Regions from separate parts of the Mus musculus genome. Here regions 2 and 3 are each linked to region 1. Evidence: chromatin loops called from intact Hi-C (ENCODE). Cell type or tissue: left cerebral cortex. All regions are shown on one strand. Links, peaks and the distances in the headings refer to the core of each region. The heading gives the core; the rest is flanking DNA. Region 1 has its middle 7.2 kb from the start of Pde9a. Region 2 overlaps Wdr4 (WD repeat domain 4). Region 3 overlaps Pde9a (phosphodiesterase 9A).

The links. Peaks named below come from ENCODE experiments on the same cell type or tissue, not always from the same donor. Only the 100,000 strongest peaks of a DNase experiment are listed, where the experiment ranks them.
Region 2: a loop joins it to region 1, with 8 times the contacts of the local background. A loop is called at or near these places in 31 of 42 quality-filtered maps.
Region 3: a loop joins it to region 1, with 9 times the contacts of the local background. A loop is called at or near these places in 14 of 42 quality-filtered maps.

Annotation. Positions count from the first base shown.
Region 1 is chr17:31,373,641-31,384,428 of GRCm38, reverse strand. No RefSeq gene overlaps it. Among named protein-coding and RNA genes, the nearest start is that of Pde9a, 7.2 kb to the left of the region's middle. In left cerebral cortex, for the core only: CTCF peaks have their summits at 5,194 and 6,265 (motif pointing left); DNase peaks (open chromatin) are centred at 5,879 and 6,256; H3K4me3 peaks cover 495 bases; H3K27ac peaks cover 548 bases.
Region 2 is chr17:31,488,449-31,499,236 of GRCm38, reverse strand. Wdr4 (WD repeat domain 4) reads left to right here. Exons shown (of 11, transcript NM_021322.2): 9 at 65-248; 10 at 670-739; 11 at 2,309-4,915. The coding sequence ends at 2,499. Among named protein-coding and RNA genes, the nearest start is that of Wdr4, 19 kb to the left of the region's middle. In left cerebral cortex, for the core only: a CTCF peak has its summit at 6,542 (motif pointing right); a DNase peak (open chromatin) is centred at 6,561.
Region 3 is chr17:31,446,681-31,450,680 of GRCm38, reverse strand. It overlaps Pde9a (phosphodiesterase 9A), which reads right to left. Exons shown (of 19, transcript NM_008804.4): 7 at 2,230-2,314. Among named protein-coding and RNA genes, the nearest start is that of Gm9902, 14 kb to the right of the region's middle. In left cerebral cortex, for the core only: a CTCF peak has its summit at 1,966 (motif pointing right); a DNase peak (open chromatin) is centred at 1,949.

The DNA of each region.
Region 1 (10,788 bases), core at 4,085-8,084:
CAGTAGTGATCTGGTGTCCCCAGAAAACCAAGCTGGTGTTTGTTGTTAGATGAGCCAATGCTATTGGAACTGATGGACAGCCTGTTGTTAGGGCCACCCTGTGCTCTTGTACAGCCTGCTGGGGAGAGCTCTCCACGTGGCCTTTGGGTTTCTTCTCCAAACCTTGCTGTCATCTGGCCTAGTCTTCTGGAACTGGTTCCTTCAAGACCAGATATTTGTCCCCCCAACCCCCACCCCACCCCCGTACAGCTGACCTGAAGCTTGGAGGGTGTGGCTCTGCATGTCTCATACTGTGGGTGTTGGGCACCAGGCAGGTTGGCCCTTCCAAAGGCTAGCTAGCTCTGTCGTCAGAATAACAATCACACCTAATCTTATTTTGCATTATGCAGCTTTCCTCTCAGGAGACCTCTGAACAGACACTTAGTCACCGAGGCAGCAACTGTTACCCAAAGGGGAACGAACACTTGCCCTGTTCCCATTTCCCCCCTGGAACTATGGCTTCTCCTTCACCAATGACTTCTGTATTCAGAACTGTTGCAGGTATTGGGGGGGGGCCTCAGGGGGTATGGAGGTGAGCAAAATTACCAATATCCCTGGGTGAGAAGCATCTTAGAGGTAAGACTCGATGAATAAAACAGAAACACAGGTTATTGAGTAATATCTCATGCCAAAGAGAAAAGTCTTTAGAGAAAGGGAAAAAATGTGGGGACACAGAAGCTGGACTTAACAGGTCACTTGGTCAGCTGGTTACCGGAGTGAAGAGCCTTCCAGCAAACAGTGGCCTCACTCCAAGATCTTGCTCAGGAGGCCAGCAGGATTAGGACCGAGTCACAGGGGGTGGGGGCAGGCTACAGGGCAGACAGGTTCCAATGGCAGCTCCTGTGGCTCCCACAGGTGACTCTAGGTTGCTGTGTATCTATCCGATACAACGTCGTGGGAAGGGCAAAGGAGGGATGTGTCTGGCTAATGGTTTACCAGCTCTCCCAAGTATAGTGAAGGCTCTCCAGCAGAGGCACAAAGTGGGAGGCCAGCCAGGAGGTGGTGATATCGTCCCACAGCATGATGAGCATTTGGTAAGAGAGTAGGGTTCTACAGAGAAATAGGGCCAATAGAAGATTATGTACATTATATTTTTGATTAGTTAGGGTTTCTGTTGCTGTGACGAGACACCATGACTACAGCAACTCTTTTGTTGTTGTTTATTTGTTTTTTGTTTTTTGTTTTTTTTTTTTTTGTTTTTTTTTTTTTTTTTTTTTTTTTGGTTTTTCGAGACAGGGTTTCTCTGTATAGCCCTGGCTGTCCTGGAACTCACTTTGTAGACCAGGCTGGGGCGAACTCAGAAATCCACCTGCCTCTGCCTCCCTAGTGCTGGGATTAAAGGTGTGCGCCACCACGCCCGGCTAACTACAGCAACTCTTACAAAGGACAACATTTAATTGAGGCTGGCTTACAGTTTCAGAGGGTTAGTCTATTATCATGATGGTGGGAAGTATGGCAATGTGTGGGCAGACATGGTACTGGAGAACAAGCTGAAAGTTCTACATCTTGATCCTTGGGCATCAGAAGGGAACCAAGTCACACTGGTCAGACTTAAGCATGTATAACCTCAAAGCCTGCCCCCACAGTAACACACTTCTTCCAACAATGCCGTGCTTCCTAAAAGTGCTTTTTTTTTTTTTTTTTGGTTTGGTTTTTCGAGACGGGTTTCTCTGTATAGCTCTGGCTGTCCTGGAACTCACTTTGTAAATCATGTGTGCCTGATAACCTATCATTAATTGGAAGTAAAAAATGTGTGCCTGATAACCTATCATTAATTGGAAGTATTTTAAATCAAACATGCCTGTCATTTCCCTAACGCACACATTGCGGCATTGACACTTTCCCCTTAGGATCTTGGAGCATTGCAGTTATAATTTCTGCCTAACTTTGATGGGGGATGGCAGAGACTGAAGCAGATTCATCCTACCTGTCCTTAACACGGGGAAAGAGCTGAAGGATGGTTTCTCTCGAATGCATGGGACTCTGGCACTGTACTAAAGGAAAATGTAAAGCTGAACTACCATCTAAGTTCAGGACTGTCGCTTCCTACAATGGGTGTTGGCTCCTGGGCTGGAGACCCAGGAGAGCCAGTGCTGGTGCCTGTCTCTAGTCTAAGTCTGAAGCTTGAGGGCCCAGAGAGCTGCTAACGAACATCCCAAGTACAAGGGCAGGCGGACACCAATGCCTGGCTTAAGCAGGCAGGAAGAACAGAATTCTCTGTCCCTGTTCTCTGTTCTTTTACGTCACTTGATGTGTCAGATGAATCCCACCAGCATAAAGGTGGACAGCCATCCGATTCTACCTCACCCCAGCCCCTGTAAGATGACAATAAGGCATCATGCCCCATCAGACTGACTATTGAACTGACCCTTCTGGGATAGGAAATGATTGATGTCTATGTCCAATGTCTCCATGCCAACCGCCTTCATGGGCAGCCATTATTTCTCCTTTCTGCCAGCCTTCTCTCAGGCCTAGGCATCCCCAGGATTGGGTAAGGGCTGGACTCTCTATGCCTTCTACAGCAGCCCCGGAGGCAGCTAGCTAGTGTCCTGACTTGAATGCAGCCTCAAATGAGTGTCTCAGCATCAAAACCAAACCAGGAAAAAAAGAAAAATCTGCCCCTGCCACATGGCCTGGGGATCCTAAGTTGGGTGAAGGACCCAGGACCTGCCCCTTATCTCTTGGGTTGGCCTTGGAGGTCACTGTTCCTGGGAGGAAATGTCATGACCAAAAGCAGTCATGGGGAGGAAAGGGCTTATTTTGTTTACACTTCCTTATCGAAGTCCATCATCAAAGGAAGTCAGGAACTTAAACAGGGCAGGGATCCGGGAGGCAGGAGCCTATGAACGGACCAATCCTGCTTACCGGCTTGCTCTTCATGGCTTGCTCAGCCTGCTTTCTTACAGCATCCACAACCACAAACCCAGGGGTGGTGTACCGCACCACGGGCTTGGCCCTCTCCCGTCAACCACTAATTAAGAAAATGTCTCACAAGCCTGCCTACAGCTCCATCTTACAGGAGTCTTCTTCCCCGTGGAAGTTCCCTCCTTTTTAGCTTGCGTCAAGTTAAAGTAAAACCATCAGGGGTATTGACTGACCTCAGTCAGAAAGGGGTGTCGAATAGAGGAGCCTTCTCAGGGGTGTGGAATCCTGCTTGTCTCTCCTTTGCAAGGAAGATTATAGGGAAGGGGTAGCTGGGAGCCAGGGTAGTGTTGGCCTCCTCCCCCATTGCCCCCAGAAGTTGTAGTTGAGTCTGGTACCTTCTGATGTCTTTTTGGTGGAGCTCAATCTGTCATTGTCAAAATGATCCATTAGGGTTTTTGTTTTTTGTTTTTTGTTTTTTTTTTCATATTAAGGCTTCAAATAGTAGCTGAAGGGGGAGGAGCCAAAACAGGGGCGCTGGGAAGAGTTATCCAGCCTCTGGTTTCCTTGCCCTCACTAGCTCACTGTGTTTCAGCAAGAGGCAAAGCCACAGTGAGGCAGGACAGCAGGCTCCGCAGTGACTGCACCCTTCCTTGAAGTTGGGATCTGGGAAGGAAGGCTTTAGTATTTGAGGAAAGCCTACAGTGTTTCTCAGCTGAATTTACCCAGGGCCAGTGGCCTGCTTGTCCCTGGTCGGTCTGAACATTGTGCCAGCAGGCTACAGTGATGTCCTTCTGTCTGTCCATCCTGAAGTCTAGCCAGTGTGTCTCATGACTACTGAAAAGAGTCTAGCTGCTTTCTAGTCTACATCTTTGAACAAAGGGGCTACAGAAGGGGCCACATCAATTTCTCAAAGCAAAGTGTGTATTCAGCTTGTGTTTGTTAGGGATGTGCCCCGGTGGAGGTCCCTAGGGGAGGATGGGAGCCTATGAACACACACAGGACACACTGGCTGAGGTTAGGACGTACACGTGTGTGATGCCTCTGTCTTTCAGAGGACTCTGCTGGGTTGGCACAGAAATGTGGATTTGAACACCAGGTCTAAATGGCACAAAGCACCAGATGCTGGTGAGATGGCTCAGTCAGTAACGTGCTCGCCTTGCAAGCAAGAGGACATGAGTTCAATCCTGTCTTTTTTTTTTTTTTTAAGCCTTCTGTGTTGGTGAGGAACTGTAGTCCTGGAACTAGGGAGGCAGAGTTTAAAAAAGGGTGGACTGTGCCCAAAGAATGACACTCAAGATCGTTACCCTTCCTATGTACCTGTCCACGCATCCACACACACACAGAAGCCTGTGCTCTTTGGCCTGATCTGCCCTAAACAGTAATGTTCCGTGGAAAGGCCGGTGTAAACCTTGGGCTTGATTTACTCACTCGGTGACTATTCTTTATGGCCTCTGTCACTACAAATCATGTCCAGCCATAAACATTTCAGAAAAGACAAAGTCCCTCCCAGGCCAGAAGGTAGATGGCCCTGTCTGGGTCACTCATACCAACACACAGAAGTATACAAAGCAGATACCTTGGGCTCTCTTCTATGCTACTAGCCCCCTCGTGCTGGGGACTTGGATTCCTTCGATAAGATGATATGCTTGTGTGATTGTGCGTGCTCTATGCTACTTGTGTTGGCTTGCTTTCTTCTTCCTCCCCTTCTCCCTTCCCCTTCTTCCTTCCCCCTTCTCTATCCTAGTCTTGGTGTTGCCCTAGATGACCTCAGACTCTCAGGTGACCCCTGTCAGATGAGATTACAAGGCCACACCATCATGCCTGGATCATGTTGCTATTCCTAAAAAAAATAATCGGTCTTGAAAATGAGATTTGGGTGGCACATGCTTTTAATCCCAGCATTAGAGAGGCAGAAGCAAAGGCAAGGGACTCCCTGAGTTCAAGACCAGCCTGGTTTACACAGGGAGATCCAGGGTAGCCTAGGCTACACAGAGAAACACACACACACACACACACACACACACACACACACACACACACACACACACACAGAGAGAGAGAGAGAGATAAGTGAATGTATACTTTTTACACTTCATGTGTATTCAAGAGCGTGTGTGTGTGTGTGTGTGTGTGTGTGTGTGTGTGTGTGTGTGTGTATTCATGTATATGAACAGTACAAGTGAGTATGGTGGCCATTACGTCTTCCTTAGCTTCTTTCCACCTTCAAGCCACAGGGCTCCTCCTGTCTCTCCTTGGTAGAATTACAGGTACTCCATGCCTGGCTTTTACATGGGTAAAAGCCTGCTTCTACCTCTCTAATGCTGGTTTTAAACTTAGGTCTCCATGCTTGTTAGCAGGCACTTTACCAAATGGACTTTCTTTCACAGTTCTGCTTTGTATACTTCTGTGTGTTGGATGCAGAAGACACACTTACTGTTTTATATTATATTATTATTATTGCCAAATAACCCCATAAGATGAATAAATTTGTCATCATCCTATGAGCATAAAATATCAAGTGCCATTTGACACACTTTCAGCAAATTTTCAGCACTCCGTGTCCCTTTCCCATCCTGCTGGGAGAAAGACCGAGACTTTCAGTTCTCTGTTCACACGTGCAGAGACTCCAGCCTCGTGCTTCTGGGCCACTCATTATTTTCCAAGGGAGTTAATACACTCTGCTGTTGATCCCGCTTTAAGGTCCTGTGTGTTGTTGATTTTTTACTCACTCCTTCTATAGAGAGGAGATGGCAGCCCTCGGAACAGTAGATAGTTTGCGAATACTTCTTTGCCAGTGTTTTCATCTTTACGATCTATTCATATCGTGACAGTGCATATTTAAGCCACCAAAGCCTGTACTGCTCTTCCCGAAGCTGCACTGGATGTCTCATCGGCTTTAAGAGGCAGTGCCCTTTAAAGTAGGAAATTGAAAAGGCAAAGAGAGAAGTGACCCACATTTTCAGTGGACTTGGCTAATGGACCTGGCAGCCCTGCTGAAGCGATGTCAAGGGGGACAATTATGCTGAGTGCTTGGGACAGGCAGGGATGCCCGTGGGATACAACACCAGGCCAGCTACTGGGACCCAGCCCAGCTGGGTGTGAGACCCTTGTCTAGGGAAGTCCGTTAGGTCTTTTAAGACCCAGCGGAGGTGACTGGCTTGCGGTGGAAATAGAAAACGTTTGCGTCTAGAGAGAGAAGAATTTCCCAGGCAGGGGGGGTGTTGGCGAGGGGGGAAGACCATTTCAGAATTGTTTTCAGCAACGAGGTATTTGTCACAAAACCAAGCAAAAAACAGTCACAAAGCACCCTGAAGTGGCTGATGGGAAAGAGCAGATCTAAACTGATGCAGAGACGTCTAGTGCCCCCTGGGGGTTGAGATGAACATTCCATGCTCTCATGGCTTTGTGGAGCCGGGATGCTTGTGGGTCACCTCAGCCTGACACTTGCTTTGCGTGTTGTGTGAGGACCACCAGGTCAGGGACTCCTTCTTCTGGTCCTTCACTTCCCTTGCTCATGGTCCTCCATGCAGTGCATCCCCAGGGGTTGATCTTTTGTTGTGGTCTGCCCTGCAGTCCTATGCCTTCCTAGGGCAACTTATAGACATAGTTTTATTTTAGAATGTCCTTTTCTCTTGCTACCTCATTCACTATCACCCTTACAGATAACATGATATGGACTAAACAGGATGCATTTAGGAGTGTGTGTGTGTGTGTGTGTGTAAAACAACAACTAAAGAAAAAAAGGCCATAAATTTGAGAGAGAGCAAGGGGGTGCCAGGGAGGCATTGGTGAAAGAAAAGGTTGGAAATGATGTAATTATAATTTCAAATAATTTTAAAAATACATTAAAATAAAAGCATCAGCCGGGCAGTGGTGGTGCACGCCTTTAATCCCAGCACTTGGGAGTCAGAGGCAGGTGGATTTCTGAGTTCAAGGCCAGCCTGGTCTACAGAGTGAGTTCCGGGACAGCCAGGGTTACACAGAGAAACCCTGTCTCAAAAAACCAAAAACAAACAAACAAACAAACAAATAAATAAAAGCATCCCCTACCCAGCCAGGACTTCCCAGATCTCTGACGTGGGATGTCTAAAGCATCCTTTCTAGGTGTTCAGGTTCCTGTCACTCCTGTGAGGCTTTGAATAACGCTGTCCCTCCTGGTCCTCAAATGTGATTTGTCCGTGGAAATGACACGTGGTTCATAGTGTTCAGAGTGACGGAGAAGAGGAGAGATGATGCAGATCTCTCTACCCAGAGCCTGGGACCAAGCCATTGGCTGCAGGAGGGTGTGACTGAGAGCTAGCCTGGAGACACCACAGGGCCTTTAGCAGCAGGTAATCCTGACTTCCTCTGGAGTAGCCTATGATAGGCTGGTGAGGCATCATGGCTGTTATCAATTAACATCCTGCCAGGGTCTCCTGTTGGTCCTGGGAAGTGTGCCCTTGGGTGTTCCACTCTCAACCTCCTCAGCATCCCGCTTCTGAAGATGATTCTGTACACAGCTTATATCCAAGTATGGGCCAAGGCCAACCCAGGATCCAGATGAAACCCCTGGCTGGTCCTGATGCTGAGTCAGCCATCATGTTGCGACCAGCAGGCAAAAGATCTGGTTTCCCAAAGTAGGTTGGAATCCTCATTCTCGCCAGTGCCTCTCTAACTTAACTACACATCTTCAAGAGGAAGGCGTGCCTCCTTCGTCTGCCAGAATGTGTCGAAATACCATCATTACTAGCTTTAGAGGCTACAGTTTGTGTGTATTTTAGCGTGAGGATGACCTCTAGCCATGTATCTTGGACATGAGTGACTCACTTCTAATCCTGCCCTTGGGTTCTGAAGGCATTCTGATAGGATCCCTGACCCATGCCAGTCACTAAGGAGTGAGAGCCACATGAAGCAGGGGTTGATAGGGCCCACACAGCAAGTTCCCTGAGCAGACAGAATCTCCGTGGATTATTGGGTATCTTCCATCACAAAGCTGTGACCAGAGTCATGGATCCTGGATGCAACCTGAGGATCCTCTGCTGCCTTCCTCCCCACTGCCCCACCTACCTTCGCTACCCCACTGGCCCCCTCCCCAGTTGCTTCCCTCTTCCACTGCCTCCCTGCCCCATGCTCCCCCCTCCTCTCCCCCCTCCCCTGCTGCCTTTTCACCCAGATACCTGCAGACCTCACATTTGAGGCTCTACCTTTCTCTGGTCCCAGTGAAGGGAACTCTTGAATTTTGCTACAAAGTAATAGGTCTAATTTGAAGGAAGTGGATGGCCTTCCCCCATCTAGACCATAGCACATGTTTGATGTATGCAGAGAGGGCCAGTCTCTCTCTCTCTGTCTCTCTCTCTTTGTCTCCTCTCTCTCTCTCTCTCTCTCTCTCTCTCTCTCTCTCTCTCTCTCTCTCTCTCTCTTCCCTACCAGCAGCACCCCTTTCTGTGATTCCAGAGACCCCTGGTAAGCCACAGTTCAAAAATATTAAGTGGAGTTTTCCAGAAATATACAACTCACAAACTCATGAAGTTTAGAATAACTTTTTATTGTGATATATTGCCATAATTATTCGGTTTTCTTCTTACTTGTTGGTGTGATTTTCTTCCTGGTCCTTTATTGTAGGTGAGTATGTACCAAAAAACAACAAAAACAAAACACCAACAACATGGTAAATTGAAAATTTGGTACTATTTTGTGGCCCCTGGCACGTGAGTCTTGAACAATATCCTTCAGAGCTAAGAGCACTCACTAAGCCAGGTTTATATATACAATGTTAACGTTCACTAACCCATGTATATATGTACAATGTTAACGTTCACTAACCCATGTTTATATATACAATGTTAACACTCACTAACCTATGTTTATATATACAATGTTAACACTCACTAACCAGAATTTATATATAAAATGTTAGCGTTCACTAATACATGCTTCTATGTGAGGGGCACTGTCCTAACAGCTGCATGCAAGGGACTCTGCCACTAAATAGAGCAGGCAGAGGAGAACTATTGAGTTTGTTTGTGATGGCCAATGAAACCCAGGAAGGTTTCATTGGAGAAAACGAATTTTCCTGTTGCCAGTGCTATTAATTGTAGACAGCTTCTTGGTTAGGGGTGGGAGCCTATGTCCACTCCCCATCTCAGAGCTGAGACTCCATGTGGCTTGAACCTGTGTAGGTCTTAGGTGTGCTGTCAGAGTCTCTGTGAGTTCACATGTGTTGTGTTTTATAAAAAAGATAGAAAAAGCCAGAGATATGTTTGGGGGGAGAGATATGTTTCTCAGTAAGGTATGGGGGGAGGGGGTAACTCTTCGGGCCCATGCTGAGGCATTCCTTCCCCTCTGAGGTACCAGCCACTCGATGATATAGTATAGACTAGAGTTTATTCAGGATATGGAGAGGGGAGTTGAGGGAGTAGACACACACACACACACACACACACACACGAGGCTTGTTATGAGCACGTGGAGAGGGATGGGGGAGGGGAATGGGGAGAGAAGGGCTAATGAGTAGGAGCCAGAGAAGGAAAGGGAGTTCAAGAGAGGGAGGAAGGGGCAAGCAGCCCCATTTATAGTAAGTCACTCACACCTGGCTGTTGCCAGGTAACTGTGGGGCAGAGCCTAGACTACATGCCAACAATATGCACATCAGTTATGTTGTATCTGGAAGACAATGTTTCCTTGGAGTCATCCATTCCCTCTGGCTCTTACAACCTTTCCACCTCCTCTTCTGCCTAGATCCCATTTAGGACTAAGTGCTCCAAAGTGTCTCAGTCTCTGCACAGGGGTTGAATGAAGACATTCCATTTAGGACTAAGTGTTACAAACTGTCTCGCTCTCTGCACATTGCCTCTATGTTAACACTCATACTGCAAGAAGACACTTCTCTGATGTAGGTTGAATGAGTACAGCAGTATGTCATTAGGAGTCCTTTTATTGCTATGTCCCTTTAGCAGAATAATAATACTATTAGGTTTTCTTCTACTGCCTGTGACCCAATTCAGTCTCAGGTTGGTGGCCATTAGATCAAGATTTCATCTCATGGATTGGGTCTTAAGTCCAATTTCGTTTTAAAGTGGTTGGTGACTCCCGTAACATTTGTGCCACTATTTTACCAGAACACCTTGCAGGCAAGTCACAAACTATCTCGTTGTTTCTGGGTGTGTACTTGGGTGATATCGATGATAACCTTTCTCCTCCAGTAGCATATAGAATGTGTACCTTCTGGTACTGTGACCACTAGTCAGGAGGGACAAAGCTTCTAGTTCAGCTTGACTTCTCCGTGCTTGATGACAAATGTAAATATCTTCAGTGATAGGGACCATCAGGTTGTTGAGAGCAGCCAATAGCCTTGAATAAATAGTCTATGATGTTTCAAGAAGCGTATGAGCATTCCTTGAGACCCTTGGATGTAACCCATTCCTAGCACTAGAGGTGGTACTTGGTGGTATAAAGATGTCTTGTTGGAGCCGGGCGTGGTGGCACACGCCTTTAATCCCAGCACTTGGGAGGCAGAGGCAGGCAAATTTCTGAGTTTGAGGCCAGCCTGGTCTACAGAGTGAGTTCCAGGACAGCCAGGGCTACACAGAGAAACCCTGTCTCGAAGAGCAGTCAGTGCTCTTAACCACTGAGCCATCTCTCCAGACCCTCCATATAATTGTTAGTGGCCTTTGGTGTTAGTTTTCCCTATTCCCTCTTCTTTGGGAGATCCTCTCTTCCTCATTGGGCCTTTCCTGAGCAGGAAGCCTCTCTGGTTATTTTGATTGTAGCACACATATTCAAAGTATAAAGACCAGCATCTCTATATAAGAGAAAACATACAATATTTGTCTTTTGGGATGACTTTTTTTTCTAGATCCATCCATTTACTAACAATTTTCACAATTTCATTTTTTTAATTGGATG
Region 2 (10,788 bases), core at 4,127-8,126, 110 kb before region 1:
GGCCAGGATGTCTTGTGGGCATGCTGCTGTGGTGATGACCAGTCTCTCTCTCTCTCCTGGAAAGCGTTCCCGTGGTCTTCGTCTTCCAGCTTGATGCCAGCAGACAGCAGCTGGTGTTCAGACAGCGGCTGACTTTCCCTCACCGAGTGTGGGATGTTGTGTTTGAGGAGGCCCGGGGGCTGTGGGTTCTACAGGACTGCCGTGATGCCCCCCTGGTGCTCTGGAGGCCTGTGGGTGGTGAGTGGCAGGTGAGAGCACCCAGCAGCTCCGTGGTCTGAGCCTGGTGTCTTGGTGGGGTGTGGCAGGGTGGGGCTGGGGTTTCCCCACAGCCTTGTTCACATCCATCTAGGTCCTAAGGCTATAGCCTGAGGCAGCTTGTCTGCCCTGGCTTGGGTCCCCATGCCTGTGTATAGGAGGTTCCCACACTGCGGAAGGCAGCACTAGGACTGACATGGGTGTACTCTTCCTGTGTGCAGGCCTGTGTCAGGGCCTTGCTGGATACTGATGTGCAGGGAGCACTGCGGGAAATCTCTGCCAATCCCATAAGGCTTTGGGCGAGGTAGGACAGCATTGGGAATTCTTGGCCAGCTTCGGCTGCCTGTGCCCAAGGCTGGCCCCGCCAGGCCTCTGCTTGCTCTCTCTGAGTCCCTGCTCACTTGTCACCTGCAGGCTGCTCCAGACGGTGCTGTGTCCCCGAGACTCTGCAGCCATCTCCGTGAGAGCTGGGCCATGCTGGAAGGTGAGAGCTCTGTGAACAGGGTCTGTAATGCAGACAAGGAGTGCTACTGCTGTGCAGTGAGGAGCGGTGAGCTGGCTGGTGTGGGGCTGAGGCAGTGACTCAGTTGCTGCTTGGGGTGGCCAGCGTTGTATTCACTGGCCAGAGGTTGCCCATCCAGGCAGGACCACCCAGACCCAGTCTCTATGAAACAAACTATTACTCAGAAAAGATGTTGCAAAGCCAATTCTTAGAAGTTAGGGTTCCTAGACTTTTGGGGGTGCTCCAGCTGTGGTCTAAATGCCCTCTGAAGCCTGCAGGCTCGCCCGCTCGCTCTAGCGGGGCGATTTCTCAGTTGAGATCTCCTCTTGGAGTATGACTAGCTTGTGCTGAGCTGAAATAAAAGTGGTAGGCGGGGCAGGTGGGGAAGGTGTGTCCTCCCTGGCTGCTCACCCTGGACCCCTGGCTGCAGAGCACGTCAAAGACAACCTCTACAGAATCTCTTACCACGTGGGATGAAGCTCAGGCTGTCAGGCTTGGCACAAGTGCCTTTCCCTCCTGAGCCATCCTGCTGGCCTCCCTCTTGCTGGACTTCCTCACGCTCTGCCTGGCCGGCTCTGGGTCCTTCTGGACCTTGCTCAGTTTGGTTCTGTTGATGGTTACCTGGTGCAGACTCAGGCCAAAGCCTGTCTTCATGTCTAAGATGCTCCACACACAGATGGAGCACCACACTAGCCTGTGCATCCTGAGCCTTGGCTGCTGGCGGTCAGGGAACCACACCCACCTAAGGGTAGGGTGACCTGAGGGTCCTCTCTAGCATGCAGCGCTGATTGTCCTTGGGATGTAGCTCACTAGGGTGAGACTGGCTGAGGGGCTGTGCCAGTAGCACCTGAGCTTAACACTCAAGGACATCTACTGCAGTGTGGCATGCTCTTACCCAGAGCCACAGCCTGCCAAGGCCTTGCTCTGGGTCTGGAGTCCTGGAGTGCCTGTGGCCTCTGTAGATGACCGCCTGCCATCCACTGGTGTTGACTGACTCTGGCTATCTCAGGTTCCCCTTGGGCAGGGTTCATTCCTGCGCAGGAGATGGTTGGAGGATTCAGGCCTCACTAATACGCTCCCTCAGTTCAGGACCTGCAGCTGGCTTTGTCAGTGAATGAATGAGAAAGTGCAGACAAGATGTCAGCCAATCCCTGGTCCCTACTTCCCACCTCTACCCCTTCCCTTCAGCATTCTGTTGGAACAAGTCCCCAGGTCCAGCCCAAGTGTGGATCTCAAGGGTTGGGTCACATAAGGTTTAGGGTCTTTGAGATATCAGGGAGGTAGAATTCCCAAGGCCAGCTGGACAGTGGTGGCGCACACCTTTAATCCCAGCGCTTGAGAGGCAGAGGCAGGCAGATTTCTGAGTTCGAGGACAGCCTGGTCTACAAAGTGAGTTCCAGGACAGCCAGGGCTACACAGAGAAACCCTGTCTCGAAAAAACAAAAAAAAACAAAAAAACAAAAAAATTCCCAAGGCCATCCAGTGAGAGGAGGTAGTGCTGGGCCATGTTCCAAGTCACTCACCTGGCATCTCTTCTTGTCCTTGTCATAGGTTCTGTTGGTACAGATGACAGCTTCCGCAGCCTGTACAAGGCCACCTTTGACAACATGACCTCTTACCTGAAGAAAAAGGAAGAGAGACTGCAGCAGCAGCTGAAGAAGAAGCGGCAAAGGAGCCCCTTCCCAGGGTCCCCGGAACAGACCAAAAAGGCGTGCCCGGGCCAGTCAGCCCTTAGTTGCTGACCTTGGACATGGCCACAGCTCTCATTCCTGAGGCCCTGTGGGCAGCTCTCTCCCTCCTCCTCCCTGGTTCATCCCTAGGGAGGGAGATCACGGCAGCTCAGTCCCTACCACTAGCTCAACAGTCCCTGATCTCCAGAGTCTGCCTTTGTCACTGAGAACAGGCTCCTGCCGGGTTGCAGGGAAGGCAGGTGGTGTTAGCTTAGCTAAGAGTCTAGAGCTGTGTGGAAGCACCTTCACATTGAAGGATACACTGGCCCACAGCACCACGCATGTCTGTCGGGGCCCACAGTGTCGTCCCTGGGGAGCTCTAGGGAGACCTGCAGGACAGGACCTGCCTTCACATCATTGCCGGGGGCTCTCCAGGTGGAGCTCTGTATGGCTCTGTAGCTGCTTGCTGTTTTGAGGCAGATTCAGTTGGTGCTGTTCGCACTCCTGGGCTGGGCTGAGCAGACTGAGCAAGCTTTGGGGCTCTGAGGGTGTGACCTTGCCAGGCCAGCCTTGTTTTACAGGGAATGATGGTGACCTCGTGGTTCTGTTGCTCTGAACTCTGCATACACTGCAGAACAGAAGGAAATGAACAGAAATCACAGCATCAATAAAGACAAACTTTGCATAGCTTTCTGGAATGTTCAGCAGCAGCCTCCATAGCTGATCTTAAGACATTCAATGTGTGTATGCTCTTCAAATGACATGGCTCTTGGTGGTTAGAGAGGGGTGTTGTCCAGCTCTGTCTATTCTCGTGCTATTTCCCAGACGAGCTGCAGCAGAGACCGTCTTGGGTTGGGGAGATGAGACCCGAGTTTAGGTACCACCCAAACATACAGAACAAAGGAAGGCCATAGCCTAGCATAACTGTAACCCTAATACTGGAGCTGCAGACTGAGGCAGCCTAGCCTAAACAGTGACATTTTGGGCTCTGTGAGATCCTGTCTCAAGATGAACAGTCGAGGAAGATGCCCAGTGTCATCGTCTGGCCTCCACACGCAGTAGAAATAGTCTTGTGGCCACAAGCAGCTATCAGTCGAATGGGTGGTGTTCACGGAGCAGGGTGCTCACCTCTGTCTAGGAGCTAATGTCACGTGTTCTGGATGCTGGGATGTGTGGTCGGTCCCTGGAGACATGGATGTGCCAACTGGGCTGTGGGCTGGGTCCTAACTAGTCGGAGATAAATGAGAGAAGTCTGAGGGCCCAGGAATACAGCTTTGCTGAGCCAGTGCTGCATTCGCTCAGTCCTCTGGTCATGCGTAGCCTGCGAGCCAGGTAGAGCCCATGCTTGCAAAGCACCAGTCCTCACAGGGCCGTCATGGCCGGATGGTCAGTGCAAGGAGCTGAGAGACTCGAGGGGTATCTGAAGTCCCTGGTGTCTGCCTTGTAGGCTCTGAGACAGCCACACAGACAGTGATGGGGAGTCCTTGTGTCAAAGGAGAGATGGTGGCCTTCATGGTGGGGTTATTCCTAAGGTCCTGGTGAGTCACAGAGCCAAACAGCATAGTGAGCAGCAGGCAGGCCCACCCCAACAATCCCAGTCCTGTCTCCACTTTTCTCAAGCCCCAGTGTTCATGATTGTCCTATGCCACAGTGACATCTGTGCATGTCCCAGGGTCCACTTACTTGTGTGAGTGTAGCCAGTGGAAGCACTAAGGGTGGGGTAGAGGAGGGTGTTGGGCCTCCATGTCCTACCATCTGGCTCTGGCTTTCCTGGCCCTGGGGCCTGCAGTGGCTCCTGGTCCCTTAGGCATAGCTTCGGAGCCTGTTAATTGGTCCCACTTTCAGGGGCCTTAATGCCTGTAGGTTGGGTACATAGCATTATGCTTACAGGACCCTGCTAGCTAGTAGGCTAGTCCACATGCCTACACTTCATGTGGTTCCAGAAATTTCTTCCATATTAGGGTGTGTGGAGTCCCATTTTTATTGGGACTACACTTTTATTTAAGGGGATTTGTGTCTTACCTGGTTTTAGGCCAGTCTGACCTGGGCAGTTCATGCTATGATTTCAGCTTGTGTCAGGATGCCTCCACCTCCAGCAGCAGCTCCCCACTTCCACTGGGATGCCCAGTTGCCAGGGTCGTTCCCAAAAGGCTGCCCACCAGTCTCTGATAAGACACCAAGGCAATTTATATGAGAGAGATTGACTGGCCTTGCAGTTCCAGAGGGTTGGGGGCCATGCTGGTGGAAGGGAGGCTGGAGCCCCAGTTGAGAGCTCCCATCTTCCACAAGCAGGAGGCAGGCCGGACACACTGGCAATGACACATCAACAAGGCCCTAAGTCCTAATCCTTCTAAACATCTCCAACACTGGGGACCGTTCCCATCCAGATCAGTGCACACAGCTCTCTCCTTTGTCAGTTTAGTTAGTTTGGCCCCTGTACTCCCCTAAACCCCCTGCCTCATTAAACTTGTATCTTCATTCCTCATTACCACGTTGTCTCTGTGTCTTGCTTTGAGAGAGATTCCTTGCGCTCTGCCCCACCTCTCACTGATTCAATCCATCTGGTGGTGGTCAAAGTTTTGTCTCAGTATGATGGGAGGTCGTGTGGCACACAGCTGAAGTGCATACAAAATGACATGCTACAGTGTCACCACTTGTATTCACATGTGAAGGTGCCCTCGGGAACAGGGCATTTGTTGCTGGGACTCCACACTCCCCTGTACTCGCCTACCAACACTGGTGGGCAGACTGGCCTCTGCCTACGCTCCTGAGCTCGGGTGCTTTTGCTGATCTCTGAGATGTACACATTGCATGTGGCTTAAGTGGTCCAGCTATGAAGATACTAGTTTGCTCTACCCACAGGCACTGGATGGTTTAAAAGTGTTGGCCCGCTGTTGTGAGCATTTGAGTTCCACAGGGAAGCATTTCTGTAGGGTACAGAGGTATCCCTCAATGTCTGTAGGAGATTCTAGCACTTCCAGGATAGCAAGACCCCATCTTCTGCAGATATGCAAGTCCCTTGAATAAGTGGATATTGTAGTAGACTTTCCACGTGCCCTCTCCAACCCCCTGGACTCCATTTGGTGCAGTGTGAGAATTCTCCCTCCAATCCTAGATCTTGAAGATTTTCTCAAAATTTTCCAAAACGCTCCTGGTTTTGTTTCACCTTTTTTGTTTGTTTTTCCTTTTTTTCTTTCTTTCTTTCTCCCCCCCCCCCCCCCCCCGAGACAGGGTTTCTCTGTATAGCCCTGGCTGTCCTGGAACTCACTTTGTAGACCAGGCTGGCCTCGAACTTAGAAATCTGCCTGCCTCTTGTTTGTTTTTCAAGACAGGATTTCTCTGTATAACAAACCAGGCTAGCCTCAAACCCCCAAAGATCTGCCTCCCAAGGCTAGAATTAAAACCATCTGCATCACCACACCTGGCTTTTATTCCAGTTTTAAGTTCACAGTCTACTCTGATCAGATGTGTAGCTCTGAGCTCCTGTCTTGACAGCCCATTTAATTGCTTCTGTTCGTGTACTGGCTAGTTTTGTGTCAACTTGACACAGCTGGAGTTATCACAGAGAAAGGAGCTTCAGTTGAGGAAATGCCTCCATGAGATCCAACTGTAAGGCATTTTCTCAATTAGTGTTCAAGGGGGAGAGGCCCCTTGTGGGTGGAACCATCTCTGAGCTGGTTGTCTTGGTTCTATAAGAGCAAGCCAGGGGAAGCAAACCAGTAAAGAACATCCCTCCATGGCCTCTGCATCAGCTCCTGCTTCCTGACCTGCTTGAGTTCCAGTCCTGACTTCCTTGGTGATGAACAGCAGTATGGGAGTGTAAGCCGAATAAACCATTTCCTCCCCAACTTGCTTCTTGGTCATGGTGTTTGTGCAGGAATAGAAGCCCTGACTAAGACAGTTCGTTTCTTGGATACAGTTCCAGATTGTGAGTTTACAGTCTTTTTCCTTCCCCTAGGCTTTACTGCCTTGCTTCTGGCCTGCTATGTACTGTCAGCTCTCAGAGTCTCATCCCTCAGCTCCTTAGCACCCTCCCTGCTTTGCTTTGTTATCCTGGAGATGGACCCCACCCCACAAAGGTTTTCTTCTTTGCTTGCAGCCACGGAGCTCAGATCTGCCACTAGAGGGAGCAAGAGTCACACCAAGGATGACGGGGCTCTGGCTTCTAAGTGCTGCCTTTTCTGGGCTTCTGTCTGCTTGCCTGCAGTGACTGCCAGAGCTCTTAGTTGAAGGGATTCCAATGTGGGTCTTGGTTGTCAGCTCTTTGACAGTCCCACCATCCCATGTGACATGGCCACTTCCAGCACACAGGATGCTCAGGGTCCTCAGCATCTAGGCTCAGGACTTCTTTGTGCCTGTCACCTACCCTGTGATGGTGGGTATACACTGAGAATAGGGTGTCCTGCTGCTTTGTTTGTTTTTCGAGACAGGGTTTCTCTGTGTAACTCTGGCTGTCCTGGAACTCATTTTGTAGACCAGGCTGGCCTCGAACTCAGAGATCCGCCTATCTCGGCCTCTCAAGCTGGATTAAAGGTGTGTACTACCACTGCCTGGCTTGAAGCTTTTCCTTGATCATTTGTTTTCTGTGGTTTAATCTCTGTGTGTATGGTGTGTGTGTGTGTGTGTGTGTGTGTGTGTGTGTGTGTCTATTTGGGGTTTCCTGATTATTGTTGAAGGTAACATTTTTGTCAAGCATGGGACATCCCCAGCTCCTATCTATTTCTGTAGCTCTGACTCTGGCTGAGTTTGCCAGTGTGGCTGGCTTGCTTTGGTGACTTCCAAGCCTCTGCTCCTGGCTTACCTTCAGGTTTCCTTTTCTGCTGTGCCTCAGGTTGGGTAGATTTCAGTTGACTGGCCTGCCCTTGTGGCATCTAAAACACCGCTGCTCAAGGTGAAGGCTTTCTGTCTTTCAGTTTTGACCTAAGCCTTCCATTTCTCCAGCAATCGTAATGTAAAGCTTTAAATTCATCGTGTGCACTGGGATGTGCGAGGACTTCCGCTTGTTCCATCATCTGTGTCATCTCTACATCTTTTCCTGGGGATTGGTTGTGAGGGAGAGGGAGAAAGGGGAGAGACAGGGAGGGAGTATGTGTGTATTTGTGGGTGTACATACCTTAAAAGTTTCTGATTGTTTCTGTGTATGTGTGTGAGTGTGTTCCATTGTGTGATGGAGCTTTCTAGAGACATGCTTCTCCAAAATGGAGAGGTTTTGTGTAGCAATTTCCTGAAGATAAAACATTCTGTCTTAGAGGAAGCTTGCTTACAACACCAGATGTTCTCTCTCTCTCTCTCTCCATGTGTATGTGTGTTTCTGTGTATCTATATATGTGTATGTGTGTGTTTCTGTGTGTCTATTTGTGTGTGTATGTATGTGTTTTTGTGTGTTATATGTGAGTGTTTCTGTGTGTTTATATATATATATATGTGTGTGTGTGTGTGTGTGTGTGTGTGTGTGTATGGGTACTTCTGTGTGTCTCTATTTAGGTGTGTGTGTGTTTGCAGGGATACTCCTTAAGGAAGTAAGCAATGTTTCAGGAAGTCCCTGAAACTGACCAGATATACTAGGCCTCTACCTTTCCCAGCATATAACTTATAAGGACTAACTGTGCAGTGGTGGCGCACACCTTTAATCCCAGCACTTAAGAGGCAGAAGCAGCTTGATCTCTAAGTATGAGGGTAGCCTGGTCTACAGAATGAGCCAGAGCTGCACAGAAAAACCCTGTCTTGAGCCCTGCCCCTCAAAGATTTATAACCTATAAGGGCTGCTGACAGACATGGTCAGACAACCTGAGCTTACCAGAAGAGGCTCAGGCCAGAGAAATCTCTTGGAAGAAACAGGCATCAGTAAAGATGCCTGCATAGGCTCAGATCTCCTAAACTGACCACAGGAGACAGTCTCCACCCTGACAAGCTGCTTGCAGGCTGTGCAGCACACTGCAGATTTCAAGACTCACCCATGCTGGATGTGGGCTTCGGTGATGCAGCTGTCTTTGAGTCATTTCTGCTCCTGCAGTAACCCCAATCAAACTCACCGGCTCACCATGATGGCTTTGGTGGTGTCCTTCCTTACTTTGGGTTGCTGTTGGTACCCCTTCTGGGGTGCAGAGCCATCCGTTCACATTTCCCAGGAACAGTCTCACAACAGGGGTCAGTAACAATCTTGGGTGTTGGTCTTCTGTGTTGTTTGACTCAGGGTGTCTTGGTTCAAGGTTGCTTTCTGTGCTTGAGCTGGCTCTTGAGTTTCCAGAGTGTCTGTCACCAATCTTCCCAGTAGAGGCAGGCTGGGGTTACACACGTGTGCACTGCTGTACGTGGCTCACACCTGGCTTCTGGGGACTCAAACTTAGATAGCTAGGCTGGCCCAGCTGGCACTTCATCCACAGAGCCTCCCAGCCTCTAAGTACGTTCTTTTAATACAGATACTTTCAGTCACACTGTCAGATTTGCCCATGGTTCCTCAGGATGACGTTATGAGAGCTAGCTCTCTCCATTCACTCTTGCTTTAACGTGGCTAGCTGGCAAGCATGGAACAGGAAGGAGGGCCGGGCGGAGAGATGGTCTCCCGTGAAAGCCACGGGACACGAGCTTGTTTTCTTACCTGCGAAATGAAAGCTGAGTAGCTCTCGGCGACTAGCTGTTAGCTTGTCCATTTTTGAAACAGACAATTACAAAACTAAGACTTTGACATGTCCCCAGAAGCTGTAGCTACCGAAGGAACACATCTCTGGATGCCATCAGGCTTGGGCACATATCAGAAGTCTGAGGCTGCATCTGCCCCAGACCAAAAGGCTGGCATCTTGATGCAGAGGGCCAACAGCCCTGATATACATGAATAATGAATAGAACTCGGAGGGCTGGAGAGTTGGCTCGGTGGTTAAGAGCACTTGTAGTCCTTTGAAAGGACCTGGGTTCAGTTCCCAGCACCCATGTGGTGGCTTATAACCATCTGTAAGTCCAGTTCCAGCTGATGTAGCATCCTTCTCAGACCTCAGCAAGTACCAAGCATTCACACTGTACATAGACAGACATGCCGTACACAGGCATACACGCAAAGCAAAACATCCATACATGTAAAATTTAAAGAAGATAGGGCTGGCGAGATGACTCAGCAGTTAAGAGCATTGACTGCTCTTCCAAAGGTCCTGAGTTCAAATCCCAGCAACCACATGGTGGCTCACAACCACCCATAATGAGATCGGACACCCTCTTCTGGTGTGTCTGAAGACAGCTACAGTGTACTAATGAATAATAATAAATGAATCTTTAAAAAAAAGAAAATTTAAAGAAGATGACAATGAAGATGGAGGAGGGGGAAAGGAGGAAGAGGAGGGGGAGGAAGGAGAGGAGGGAGAGGAAGAGAGGGATTTGGAGGAGGAGGGGGAGAGCGAGGGGAGGAGGGAGAGGAGTATCTGCTTTCACTCTGTCTACTTCCCCAATTTCATCTTAGGTGTGCCACCCCCCACCCCACCCCCACCCCCCGTGGCTAGCTGAGGGTCAAATCCACATCTGCTCTCTTCCCATCTGGTCATATCTTCTGGCTAGGGTCACCCTACTTCAGTTTCCCCTTTCCCATATTGAAACCTGCCTGTGTTCCCGTACTCCCTGGCCCCCCGCCCAAGTTGCCGGCTGTGTACATAACATAATGCTATCTGATATGCAAAGGACCTGGACCATAAATGCCAGCCACCGTGTGACTGAATGCTCTCAGAACCATATTAAACAGCCAGAGCTCGGGAGAAATTAATAAGCTTTTTAATTAAAGTAACATGGCCAAAGTGCTTTCATTTCAATAGACAATTGATATAAAATTAATGAGATATTTTACACTATCTCATCGTACTTGAGTGTTAAACCTGGTGGCTTTCTGCTCTTTCTGGGGACCTTGCGAGACACAATAGCTCTGGCCATCTTCATAAAGGAATTGTGCTATAGACCCATGATGGCAGAGGTATGTAGTCACACCGAATGCAGTACTTCACACTGTCACCAAAATACACCAGGGAAGACAGGATCTGCAGTCAGTGGAATGGCCCTGAGGCAAGGTCAGGGCTAGATGGCTGGGCTCTTGAAGGATCTGGAAGCTGACCAAAATCATTGACTTTGCCTCCGAGTGTTGGTCACCCCCAACCTCTTTCTCCCTTAAGTTGCTGTAGGTCAGGGTTGCTTTTAGCAGAAAAACAGAGATGAAGCATCCAAACTGGTAGGGGCAAAAAGAGAGTGGAAGGTGCCGGAGGCTGGGGAATCGGTGCTTGGGAGGATGGGAGGATGGAAAGTTCTAGACAGGGGTGGTGACGGCTGCGTGGCAGTATGAACGAACTCTTAGCAAACTACACCTCAGGTAGTCAAAATGATAAATGTTGT
Region 3 (4,000 bases), core at 1-4,000, 70 kb before region 1:
ACATTAAAGCACTGGCTCAGAATAGAAAAGTGGCTCCAGGTGCCTGAGCCAGGCCAGAGCTTCGCATCTGTTTGCTCATTTGGAAGGCAGAGCCTGAGCATCTCACCCTGTCTCTTTCTTACAAGGGACACCTCCAGTGCTGTCTGCAGAGAATGCTGTCTCTGGTGCCTGTGGAGGCACCAGAGGGCTCTGCTTTATGTCTCTAAACTGTACTTGTGGGGTACAGAGGCACACCCGTCACTGAGACAAGCCAAAAACCCACTCCAGGCAGACTGCCAGCGCTGCTGATGGGGGCTGGCACAGAGGCCACCTGCCCCTGCCTGGTGCTGGGAACCATGCCTTCTGGGGTGATCACAGGCTAAGTGAGGTCTTGGGTCAGAGGCTGTTGCGCTGGTTCCCAGCCTCACTGAGTGTCTGTCCTCCAGGTGACTCTGGTTCTTCTTAGAGGTCATGCATATGGGACTGTCCTGGCCCCTGAAGATCTACGTTCTGTCTTCTGCCTTCCCTGAGAGCATATGGAAGATTTATGATTCTAGGCTGGGATCTATGATTCTGGCTACCTTCACAGGAACAGTGGGAGTGAGCTGATCACTCAGTGTCCTATGGCTGCAAGATTCTTTGCCCTGCCCTTCACCCAAATCTAATGGAACAGGAGCTCCTTGGGCTGGAGGCATGGCTCAGTGGTTAAGAGCACTGATTGCTCTTCCCGAGGTCCTGAGTTCAAATCCCAGCAACCACATGGTGGCTCACAACCATCTGTAATGAAATCTGATGCCTTCTTCTGGTGTGTCTGAACACAGCTACAGTGTACTTATAATAAATAAATAAATAAACAAATAAATCTTTAATAATAATAATAATAATAATAATAATAATAATAATAATAATAAAGAGCTCCTTAACTCTACACCAGCTAGCCACTCCACATGATCCTGAGTGTGACACGGTCCCCATAGAATACCCTGATTTACCTCTCTTCCCTATACTGTGCCCTCTTGGTGACAACCAGGCTGGCCACCATGGTGGGAATCCATGGGGACCACCAGACTTCCCAGTACCCCCTCCCTGCAGGCAAGAGCCACGCCACACTCTCACAGGCAGCCTGAGAGTGTTGTCTCTAGAATGCTTGAGGTTGGGGTCCTCAGACAACTGACATCATTGGTTCAGGACTGGTTCTTAACTCAGGATGCTGCCCTGTAGCTGTAGTTGTGGCTTTGGAGGATGGTCCTACTGACAAGCCATGCTGGAGGCATGCTTTGCTTGGATTATTATTGGTCACTGGTTTCTGAGGATATCACCCTTGAAGGGTCATGTGACCCAGTCCATAGAAATGGGAGTATCCTCTGTGCTCCTCTAACAGAGGGGGCTACCCTTAGGAACTAGGAGACCTTGGGATAAAAACTGGGTACTTGTTCACTATAAACCAAACACCTTTGTCTTTTTATTGGTATCAGTTAGGCACATGCCCTTAACCCCCAACAGAGGCAGGTGGATCTCTGTTAGTTTGAGGCCAGCATGGTCTACATAGTGGGATCCAGGACAGCCAGGGCTAAACAAAGACACAAACAAATAACCCCCCCAATCAAAATAACAAAAAAATGGATACCAAATTCTTTCAAGTATGGAATTTACTGTTACTCGGGGCTCTGGAGAAGAGAAGAGCTGCTTCCCTTGCATGTATGGACATTTTCCAGCCACAAAACCAACCAACCCCTTTATAAGAAAATGTAGGGGTCTGGAAAGACGGCTCAGCAGTTGTGAGCATTTATTGCTCTTGCAGGGGGCTGGGGTTCTATTCCCAGCACTCATGTGGCAGCTCACAACTGCTTGTAACTCTAGTTCCAGAAGTTCTGATGCCTTCTTTTGGCCAGCATGGGCACGAGACATACAAGTGGGACACAGACATGCCTACAGGGAAACACCCATAGACATAAAAATACATCTTCCTGAGTTCAGCTTCTACCAACCACAAGGTGGCTCACAACCATCTGAAATAGGATGTGGTGCATGAAGACAGAGTATATATATAATAGTATATATGTATGTAATATATAATAAATCTTTAAAAATGAAAAGGAAAGAAAATGGGAGAGTAGTTGATGTCTGATACAACAGGCTGTGTTATCCAGGTTGGAAGCAGATCAAGGCACATTAGCCATAGCCCATCCCACGGTTTCCACAGAGCCCTGTCCAGGACCGGCTTCCACAGGCTCTGGATACAGGACTTACCTGCTGTTCCTAGCTGCCAACTCCTCCCGCATCTTTTTAATGTCACTCTTGCATTTTTCGATCTCCACCACTTTAAGTCCTTCCACTGGTGACAAAGAGACACAGACGGGGGGGGGTGTGTTACTGGAGGTAATCGTGGGGGGGGGGCGTCTAGCCAGACTGGCAGCTGAGGGTCCCAGAAGGATGCTGGACATGTGGCAAAGGTATCTCTACCTTCCCACACTACTGATATTGGGGTTCCCTCACCTTCCCACCAGCCAGGAGAGAAACAGGCAAAGTCAAGGAGATGAGGGACCAGACTCAGTCCTATCCCCTATCCCTGGGGTCCCAGCTAACGAATGAGAGTGGCTGCCCACAAGCCAGTAGCCAATCTGCTCCCTCGGAGCTGGGAACAGTTGGAATGCTGCCGGAAGCTGGGTTCTTGAGGAAGAAAAAAATTATGTCTGTAACTTTATGACTGCACCTCAGTTTCCTGCCAAAGGACACTACCCATGGTGTGAGCTATTCCCCTTCCTGCCAATAATTGCTAAAAACACAGCGTGACCCTTTCTAAAGGAAAACAGCCATTTGGGGACTTAGCGGGTTCCTGACAATGCCTCTAACCCAAGAAGAGGAACTGCAGATTGGGTGCATGTGCAAAGGCAACCTGGTGTGACTCAGCCTCCTTCTGGGTTCTCCAGAACTGTCCAAGGCAGTGGCCAACCTGGGATAGGGTTTCATAGGGACACCGTCTCTTCTGCACAAAGGGAAACGGTCAGCCCTGGTCCGGGTGACTTGTTTCTGGGCCAGAGAAGCTTCTGCCTGTCCCATACAAGGCTGGTATGTGCAGACCAAAATGAAGGTCTTTGGCATCAGTGTCTGGGGACAGGGTGGTGGCAGCCTGGGAACAAGTCTAGGTAGCAGCTGTGGGGAACACAGAGGCTAGGCAGGTTTGGTCACCCACTTGGTCACCCTTTCTTTTAAGTGGGGTTCTTCATGCTTTCTTGTATCACTGGCACCCAAAGAAGCTGTTGAAGGCCACTGGACATTCTTCCGAGGGCATCACTCAAGCACCCTTCGTTCCGTAGCGATGAGTTCAATATGGCTGCCACGGTCTTGTGTAAACCTGGTTGTGTTTCTTTGCAGGTTGAAGGCTTGCCTCTGGGACATGGTCGGAACATGAGGCAGATAGACAAGCAGAGCAAGCTGCAGCTCAATCAATCAATCATCAATGTTTAAAAGGCAGAGCATGGAGGAAGGCCAACAGATCCTAGGAGACGTGTGGCAGACTCCACTTGGCATGTATGTGAGAGACCACAGCCTGGCTCTAACGCACAATCTTCCTGTCTTGGTTTGTAAGTGGCTGGGATTAGAGGTGTGACCTGGTGTTCTGTTGTTCATCGCAGGCCCCCTTCAGTCCTCCTACTATCAGATCCTGTAGAAGGAAGCCATGTGCTCCATACTGTGATGTCTTCACAGACCATTGGACTCATGGCCTGACCCAAGTTTCATCCATTAGGGTCCTATGGTGGTTTGAATATGCTTGGCTCAGGGAATGGAACTATTTGGAGGTGTGTCACTTTGGGCGTGAGCTTTAAGACCCTCCTCCTAACCATGGGGGTAGGGTGAGGATGGGGGTGGGCAATGAAACCCTTGTCCTAGCTGCCTGGAAGCCACTCTTCTCCTGGCAGTCTTCAGATGAAGATGTAGAATTCTCAGCTCCTCTTATACCATGCCTGCCTGGATGCTGCCTTGCTCCCACCTGGATGATAATGGACTGAACCTCTGAACC